Regions from separate parts of the Homo sapiens genome. Here region 1 is linked to region 2. Evidence: chromatin contacts called from ENCODE Hi-C data. All regions are on one chromosome and are shown on one strand. Each heading gives the region's core, a stretch centred on a gene start or an enhancer-like site at or near the end of the contact. The rest is flanking DNA. Distances are from core to core; before and after follow the strand shown.

Region 1 (4,433 bases), core at 125-2,624, 360 kb before region 2:
TCTTTACATCCGTACACTGGGGATATAGCATACACCATCAACACATCTGCACAGCTTTGTCCACCGAGGGGTAGCAGAAAGTTGTTTATTATAGCACCAGTCATCTGCATGTCTACCACCTCAGAGTTAGAATAATGGTGGGGATTAGGACATATGGGGCAAAGGGTATTTATTGGCTGTGAAACAAAGGCTTTTTGTGGACTAGTAGAAAAAGTTGTGGCAATTTAAAAAATTATTGCAGAGTTAAAAGAAATCTTCCAAAAATATATATACACAGAAAAGTGCACATAACAGAGCCATACAGGTGATAAATTGTGACAATGTAAGCATACTTGTATAACCAGCAGTTTATTTACTTGTATCGCTGTCATTCTTCTCTTCCCTTTTTTTTTTTTTGAGACGGAGTCTCGCTCTGTCACCCAGGCTAGAATGCAGTGGTGCGATCTTGGCTCACTGCAAGCTCCGCCTCCCGGGTTCAAGTGATTCTCCTGCCTCAGCCTCCTGAGTAGCTGGGACTACAGGTGCTCGCCACCACACCTGGCTAATTTTTTTTTTTTTTGTATTTTTAGTAGAGAAAGGGTTTCACTGTGTTAGCCAGGATGGTCTCGATCTCCTGACCTCGTGATCTGCCCTCCTGGGCCTCCCAAAGTGCTGGGATTACAGGCGTGAGCCACCGCGCCCGACTTTTTTTTCTTTTTTCTTAAATATATTTTTGAGATAGAGTCTTGCCCTGTTGCCCAGGCTGGAGTGGAATGGCATGATCTCGTCTCACTGCAACCTCCGCCTCCCGGGTTCAAGTGATTCTTCTGCCTCAGCCTCTCAAGTAGCTGGGATTACAGGCACCCGCCATCACACCCAGCTAATTTTTGTATTTTCAGTAGAGACAGGGTTTTGCCATTTTTGGCCAGGCTGGTCTCAAACTCCTGACCTCAGGTGATCCACCCACCTCGGCCTCCCAAAGTGCTGGGATTACAGGCATGAGCCACTGCGCCCGGCCTCTTCCCTTTTAACTCTAAACTCAAATTTTTTTCTATACGTTTAATGATAGCAGTGACAGAGCATTTTAAATAAATTAGGAAGAAGTTAATGCCCATGTTTTCCTTGCTTTGTGGATCCTTGTTAAGATTGATTTTCATTGTTCAGAGACAGAGGACGAAGAGAGAATTTGGAAGATAAAGAATTGGATCAAAGATAAAAGATTTGAGGTGTTTGCTTTGACTTTTGAACTACAGAGTTTGGGTCTGGGAACCAGCACAGAAAAGATTTGATTGACCAAAAAAACTAGCTGGAAGCAGGCCTTGCCTCCAGTCACAGTGAAACTGAGTCTCTCACCAACAGTGCTGTGGTTTACAGCCTTCATCTTGAAGCATCTGGCTGTGGGGGGGGAAAGTGACATCATGGCCTGCCTTCTCCTGGACATGCTTGGTTCAGCTCAGATGTGGAATCCCAGAAGATCTGCAATGCGTGTTTCTAGCCTTGTTTTTAGTGTCAAGGCGAATGCCAGGCTGTAGCAGGCCATGTTGTTGTCTTTGTGTAATCCATTTGTATTCTAACAGTTTTCTTCTTTTTCTGCTGCTAGCTGCCAGGGAGGTAGAGTTGCCTCTGTTGATAAAGAGCAGATACAGAAGTTCACATCCAAACCTGAATGACCATTTTTAACTTGAAACACTTTTCCTGGGAGTTGATGCGCCAGAATCCTTCCCTTATTTGGTGCCTTGCTTAAATCTGAAGCTCGCACAAGGTAGCCAAAGCTCCCTGTGTGCTGGTTATTTGCTTTATGGCAAATAACCACAGCAGAGTGGTTTGTGAAACCGTCTTTGTGACCACATCTATCTTAAACTGAAGCTTCGTTCTCCTTTGGGTTCTTAGATTAGTTCGTGCTCCTCCCTTTCCTGAGAGATTCAGGGGTTTTCCTGTATGGCGTTAGGTAGGTAGAGAGGTTATATTTTCAAATATTTTTCTGGACTGTGCACAGTCCCTTTATTAGTGTGCGAATGCACACATATTCCTTGAACTTTTTTTTTTTTTTTTTTTTTGGAGACAGGGTCTCGTTTTGTCACCCAGGCTGGAGTGCAGTGGCACGATCTCGGCTCACTGCAGCCTCAACCTCCTGGGCTCAGGTGATCCTCCCACCTCAGCCTCCCAACTGGGACTACAGGCGTGTGCCACCATAGCTGGCTAATTTTGTTTATTTTTTGTAGAGATGAGGTCTCACTGTGTTGCCCAGGCTGGTCAAACTCCTGGGCCCAAGTGATCCTCTTACAGGCATGAGCTACTGTGCCCGTCCTTGAAGGACTCTTTCCTTATTCATCAGGCTCCTGTTGCTTTATCACCATGAATAAACTTGTTCAGTTTTACAATTTTATCTTTTATCTCTTCTTACTGATACTATTTGAGGGTGCATGTTGTTACATGCTTCTGCCAACTTGCATGGTATTGTCTGGACTGGAAGTATTTACTTACCTTAATCTCCAAGACTTCTCTGTTGGTTTGGCCTGGTGGTCTCTCGGTGAAAGAAAGCTGAAACCATTGGTGGGTTTTGTTTGGGGCTTTTGCTTTTGGTCTTTATAGAAACATTCTCCGTGTCTGTCTCGGTTCTGCTGAAAAAGTTGCCTTTTGTTTGTGTGTTTTTGAGATAGAGTCTCGCTTTGTCGCCCAGGCTGGAGTGCAGTGGTGTGATCTCTGCTCACTGCAACTTCCGCTTCCTGGGTTGAAGCAATTCTCCTACCTCAGCCTCCCAACTAGCTGGGATTACAGGTACATGCCACCACACCGTGCTCATTTTTGTATTTTTAGTAGAAATGGGGTTTCACCATGTTGGCCAGGCTGGTCTTGAACTCCTGACCTCGGCCCCCCAACATGCTGGAATTGCAGGTGTGAGCCATCGCGCCAGTTCCTTTTTTTTTTTTTTGAGCTGGCGTCTTGCTCTGTCACTGAGGCTGGGAGTGCAGTGGCGTGATCACAGCTCACTTCACCCTTCACCTCCTGGGCTCAAGCAATCCTCCCAACTCAGCCCATAGAGTAGCTGGGACTACAGGCTGCACCACCACGCCCAGCTAATTATTTTTTCGTAGAAACAAGGTCTCTCTATGTTGCCCAGGCTGGTCTTGAATTCCTAGGTTCAAATGAGGTTGCCTTTTTTTTTTTTTTTTTGAGACAGAGTCTTACTCTGTCGCCTAGCCTGGAGTGCAGTGGTGCAGTCTTGGCTCACTGCAACCTCCATTTCCCAGTTCAAATGATTCTCCTGCCTCAGTCTCCCCAGTAGCTGGGATTACAGGCATGTGCCATAACACCCAGCTAATTTTTTTGTGATTTTAGTAGAGATGGTCCTTCACCGTGTTGGCCAGGTTGGTCTCGAACTCCTGACCTCCGTTGATCTGCCTGCGTCAGCCTCCCAAAGTGCTGGGATTACAGGCGTGAGTCACTGCACCCAGCCAAGGTCGCCTTTTTTAAAAGGCGAGAAATAAAGAGCTCAGGCTCTAGGCAAGTCAATTAACCTCTTTGCTGTTTTCTGTAAGGAAATAATAGTAGTACTTATCCTCACAGAATTGTTGTAATGTTAACAGACGCAAAGTGCTTAGAGTAGTGTGCTACACATAGAAGATGCTATAGAAGTTTTGACCATCTATATATGTATATATATGTGTGTGTGTGTGTGTGTGTGTGTGTGTATATTTTTTTTTTTTTTTTTTTTTTTTTTTGCGACAGAGTCTCGCTTTGTCGCCCAGGCTGGAGTCCAGTGGCATGATCTCAGCTCACTGCACCCTCCGCCTTCTGGGTTCAAGTGATTCTCCTGCCTCAGCCTCCTGAGTAGCTGGGACTACAGGCATGTGCCACCATCAGCTAATTTTTGTATTTTTTTGTAGAGATGGGGTTTCGCCATTTGGTCAGGCTGGTCTCGAGCTCTTGATCTCGTGATCCGCCCAGCCCCCCAAAGTGCTGGGATTACAAGCATGAGCCACCAGGCCCAGCCAGGAAAATTTCAATGTACTGTAAAGTTTGGGAACCACTGGGCTGGAAGATAAATACAAAGGCCCGAGTTGGGAGCATACTCATCACATTTAAGGAGCAGAAGGAGGTAGTGGAGTAAGATTATATAGGTCTTTTGTAGGCCATTGTAAGGACTTTGGCTTTCATTCTGATGTTAAGTGTAGTCTCTTTTTGCCCACTCACTTAGGCTGGAATGTAGCAGATGGAATTGCTACTACTCAGGATCAGAATCCTTAAATCCTGACAGAAATACCTTTTCCTTTAAATACCTTTGGGGGCCAGGCGTGGTGGCTCGTGTCTATAATCCCAGCTACTCAGGAGGCTGAGGCACAGGATTCTTTTGGCCGGGCGCAGTGGCTCACGCCTGTAATCCCAACACTTTGGGAGGTGGGCAGATCACGAGCTCAAGAGATGGAGACCATCCTGGCCAACGTGGTGAAATC
Region 2 (4,553 bases), core at 1,852-4,351:
CTGCTTACGGACTGGACTAATTAGACCTAGGCAGGTCCTGAAGCAAATTCACTTTCCCAATTTCCAGAATAAAATGAGTTCTCTTCCTTTGGGGGCACTAAACCAGCATGCCGGGCTCAGGGACGGAGAATGGTGATGTGTGGCTGAAACGACCTGACTTCCCAAGTCTATCCGGAGAGACTGACCGAGGGCTGGGATTGGAAGAGGCGCCATTCCGGAGTCCAGAAATTAACATAGGCTTATAAATATGTTCCAGGACACAGACGAGCGATGACTGGTTCCTTATTATGCGAAGATGCCAGTGGCAGGTTTTAGGCGTTTAGGAATACAAAAGTGGGTTAGATTCCCACGGCCGGCTCCAGTGTGATAGAGTGATATTACCAGGTTTAACTAGAGCCATTAAGAGACTCTTCATTATCCCCACACCACCGCCACCAAAGTTATCACAGAAACCATAATGCAAGAGAGAATTTCCATTCCATCAACAAGAGAGGGAGCCAGTCTATCTTTGTCCAGAGAAAATGAGCATCCCAGCACGAAGCTCGTGAGGAATAGAGTGCACAACCCTCCAATAACATGCCCGGCAGGATTTCCTCAGCTATGCAGTTGGCTAAGCGGAGGCAGGCTGCTCCGGCTCTATCTTCTCGTGTACCTGGCCTGCAAGAATGCCAGCTCTATGAGCAGCTGAAAGATCAATTAGTGACAAAGGACACTCCTAGGACTTACATTCCACAGGGCTTAAGTCTTAAGCTCCAAGGAAATGAAGATCCAGGCCGCCCTCCCAGTGTGCAGCAATCTCATTTATTTTTCTACAAAGACTCACCACTCAAACCAAGCTAATTTTCTTGGTATCACCTGCACCTGGTTTACTGGCTCCTGAGCAACGTGCCAGTCCTTCAGTTTGAAATGGACTTTTCTTCCAGCCGATCCTTTTTTTTTTTTTTTTTTTTTGAGACGGAGTTTCGCTCTTGTTGCCCAGGCTGGAGTGCAATGGCGCGATCTCGGCTCACTGCAACCTCCGTCTCCTGGGTTCAAGCGATTCTCCTGCCTCAGCCTCCCGAGTAGCTGGGATTACAGGCATGCACCACCACCCCGGCTAATTTTGTATTTTTAGCAGAGACGGGGTTTCTCCATGTTGGTCAGGCTGGTCTTGTACTCCCGACCTCAGGTGATCCACCCACCTCGGCCTCCCAAAGTGCTGGGATTACAGGCGTGAGCTACTGCGCCCGGCCAGCCAATCCCTTTTTTGCAACTTCACGATGACAACTCATAGGTTTTTTGTCTGCCTCCACCAGACTGTCCGCTCTCCTTCACTGGACTCCCTTCACACACCACGTACTCAGCATCCTCTGTGTCACTCTGGTTTTGCTTATAGAAAGTGCTCTTCCATTTTGTGAGGCTCCCCCCCCGCCATGGACGGATAATGAGAAGGGACCAGGTCTTCTATTTCCTTCACATTTCTTGTGTCACCTCAAGTATCTTCTCACGGGACAGACACCATGTCAGATATACGGAGGACCCAGTTTTATAGCTGAGCCCCACGAGACGACCCAGCACACCCCCATACACACAGCAAAAATTGCCCCCCTCATTCAGATGTTCCTGGCATCCTGTAACTTGCCCAAAGCTAGATTTATTGCTCCTGCTGTAAAGTGTATCTGCTCTAAGCCTCACTTAAAAGCTATCACTTGGCAGAAGATCAAGTTAAAAGTGCAGGCTAGCAGGTGATGGTGAGGGTAGGAGAGGGTGGGGAGGGCGGGGTGGAGCCAAGAATGGAAGCGCTGAGAACTACCAGCCCAATATTTAACCTAACTGGTAATTTGCTGTGACAATTATGCCACAAACGGAACACTACCACTATGCAAGGATGTCGCTCTCTAATTAAGAGGGCTCTGCTTTTCCTAGTCACCGGCACTTTAATAACACACACACAAAATGAGGCTTGGCTGCGGGAGCTCAAGGTTCTATTAGGAGGCACGTGCAGCATGCGGCGGTGGCCTGCACATCGGTCTGAGCGTTGCTGCCCGGTGAACCTGCTAACACCTTCAATTCTCCAGCAGACGGAGATGGAAGGGAACCGAGCAGTCAGACGCTCTCACGAGAGAGCCGCTTTGACTGACAGGCGTTTTCCCGGAGAGCCTGCGCGTGCCCCCACTGCAAATCGACACTCAGGCAGCGCCTCTTTCCAACCAGGAAGGCTTGGTGTGGGTTTGATCCTTACAGAGTAACTTTAACAAGGATTTCCAAAAAAATAAAAGTCCACGGAAACAAATTTTCCTCTTCAAGATGGAGAGCAAGACAGAACAGGGACACACGCACACCCAGACACCCAAATTGCCAGTTAGAGACCCTGGTATGAGACAAAAGAATATTATTACCATCACGGCTGTAAAGGATGTTGCCGTCTTCTAAACTGACTGCTGGACTCCTGAAACGTGGCTAAGCAAGACAAACTGTTTTTTGCTTAATTAGTGGCTCCTTTGTGAAAGGTTTGCTGCCTGGAAAGAGCCCATTAGAGGAGGAGAGCTCATTTGCAGGGATGCACCTTATACAGCTATTCAGATTTTGAATAAATCGTGGAGCAGGAAATTGGTGGTGGTGGTGACGGTGGGAGTCGCCGTGTTATGGAAGCAGAAAAGCTTCTGCAAGAGACAGGCTTTGCATTACAAGCCTAAGTGCTGAGGAGATCAGCTTTCCCAGGCAAACATATAAGCCTCTAAAATTTTAGGCCAATGGAAATGACCTCTGTACCATGGCTGACTGAAGATATAAATAAACTTCAACATGAACAGCAGTGTCAACGGTGAGAGGAGATGAGAGTCCAACTGGGGCTTATTTTTAAAAAGTCCTGCCTGTTCTAACTCCATTTCAGGGCTGGGCATTGAAGAGCACAAAGCTGCAGTTCCCCGCGGCAAGCCCTCCTCTTTAACAGGCACCAGCCCCCTAGGTTACCTGGCCGTTGAAAGGAAGCTGCAACACACATAAGTTAAATATAGGTTTGGTTATTTGCATTTTACAAGCACCGAGAATGTTATCTGAGGAAGCTGTCATTTTTAATGACAGCACAAACTTCCAATTACCAACTGGGTAATGCACTAGGGAACGGGCATAATTTTATAAGAACGGCTCGCAATTATTAAAAGTTTACACGATCACTTCTGAGTTGGCTATATAAATATTTCTCACGAGGCAGGTGGGATTCAGTTTTTCACAGGGTCTATTCAAGGCTGAAAAAAAGATTTGTTTTATTGAAAAGTATACATTTTGAGACTCATCAACAGCTAAGGAGAGGGTGTAAAGCGACAGCTACTAAGAGCCTGAGAAGCTGCAAATGCAGCCAGGTGGCTGGTTCAAAGCCTCTCACAAACACCCACGAGCTCACTGGCAAGTCAGACACTGTCACGACAAACCCAATGCAGGTTAGGGGTATGGCAATGGATAACACAAGAACCTCTTACTGGCCGGGCACAGTGTCTCACGCCCGTAATCCCAGCACTTTGGGAGGCCGAGGAGGCCGGATCACCTGAGGTCGGGAGTTCGAGATTAGCCTGGCCAACATGGTGAAACCCTGTCTCTACTAGAAATACAGAAATTATCCAGATGTGGTGACACACGCCTGTATAATCCCAGCTACTCGGGAGGCTGAGGCAGAAGAATCGCTTGAACCTGGGAGGTGGAGGTTGCAGTGAGCCGAGATCGTGCCATTGCACTCCAGCCTGGGCAACAGAGAGAGACTCCATCTCAAAAAAATAAAAAATTAAAAAAAAAAAAAAGAAACTTTCACTCAGCCCATAGTCAAACACTGTCCTATTTGCACCAGGAACCCATTTCCGTTCAGTACCTCTACCCAGCCTCCGTGGCACCGCGTGGCTTCGTGTCAGTGACGAACACAGCGCATGCCACTGTTACCAGTGTTGCTCTCGGTCTGCCTCATACAGACCGGACAGCCCCGACCTAAATGAAGGCTCTAATCAGTGAGTCTCAAATCACCCAATTCTTTGTGAAGTCTTTCCTGATTGACTCCAGTCTTCCAGCAATTTCCCCCTCAACTGCATTTTAATATCACTGTGATATGACTACTTAGCCCCCAAGCCTTGCTCTAAATAGTCCATAGCTCTCAGGGACAGATATCTTTAAGTCACACACTGGCTGGGCGCGGTGGCTCACGCCTGTAATCCCAGCACCTTGGGAGACCAAGGTGGGCGGATCACCTGAGGTCGAGAGTTTGAGACCAGCCTGACCAACATGGTCTCTACTAAAAATAGAAAATTAGCTGGGCGCGGTGGCATATACCTGTAAATCCCAGCTACTCGGGAGCCTGAGGCAGGAGAATTGCTTGAACCTGGGAGGCAGAGTTTGCAGTGAGCCAAGATCACGCCATTGCACTCCAGCCTGGGCAACAAGAGCGAAACTCCATCTCAAAAAAAAAAAAAAAAAAAAAAAAAGTCACATACTAAGGCTGGGCGTGGTGGCTCACGCCTGTAATCCCAGCACTTTGGGAGGCAGAGGCGGGCAGATCACGAGATCAGGAGATTGAGACCATCCTGGCTAAC

Evidence for each region. A loop is a pair of places that touch in the nucleus more often than their neighbours do. Pooled maps may share reads with other maps.
Region 1: a pooled map shows a loop between it and region 2 (2.7-fold over the local background). The contact joins two enhancer-like sites. A Hi-C loop is called at or near these places in 4 of 168 maps with a recorded cell type or tissue (GM23248, heart left ventricle, heart right ventricle and 1 more) and 8 of 50 pooled maps.

What each region holds. Positions count from the first base shown.
Region 1 is chr17:2,257,277-2,261,709 of GRCh38, reverse strand. All of the region lies in intron 8 of SMG6 (SMG6 nonsense mediated mRNA decay factor), which reads left to right. Among named protein-coding and RNA genes, the nearest start is that of SMG6, 44 kb to the left of the region's middle. RefSeq lists enhancers at 1,865-1,994, 2,275-2,474. Within about 2 kb of position 1,374, at least 8 of the 41 ENCODE cell types and tissues checked have a DNase peak (open chromatin) inside an H3K27ac peak, as active enhancers do.
Region 2 is chr17:1,902,904-1,907,456 of GRCh38, reverse strand. No RefSeq gene overlaps it. Among named protein-coding and RNA genes, the nearest start is that of RPA1, 75 kb to the right of the region's middle. RefSeq lists enhancers at 1-297, 3,109-3,158, 3,239-3,288. Within about 2 kb of position 3,101, at least 2 of the 41 ENCODE cell types and tissues checked have a DNase peak (open chromatin) inside an H3K27ac peak, as active enhancers do.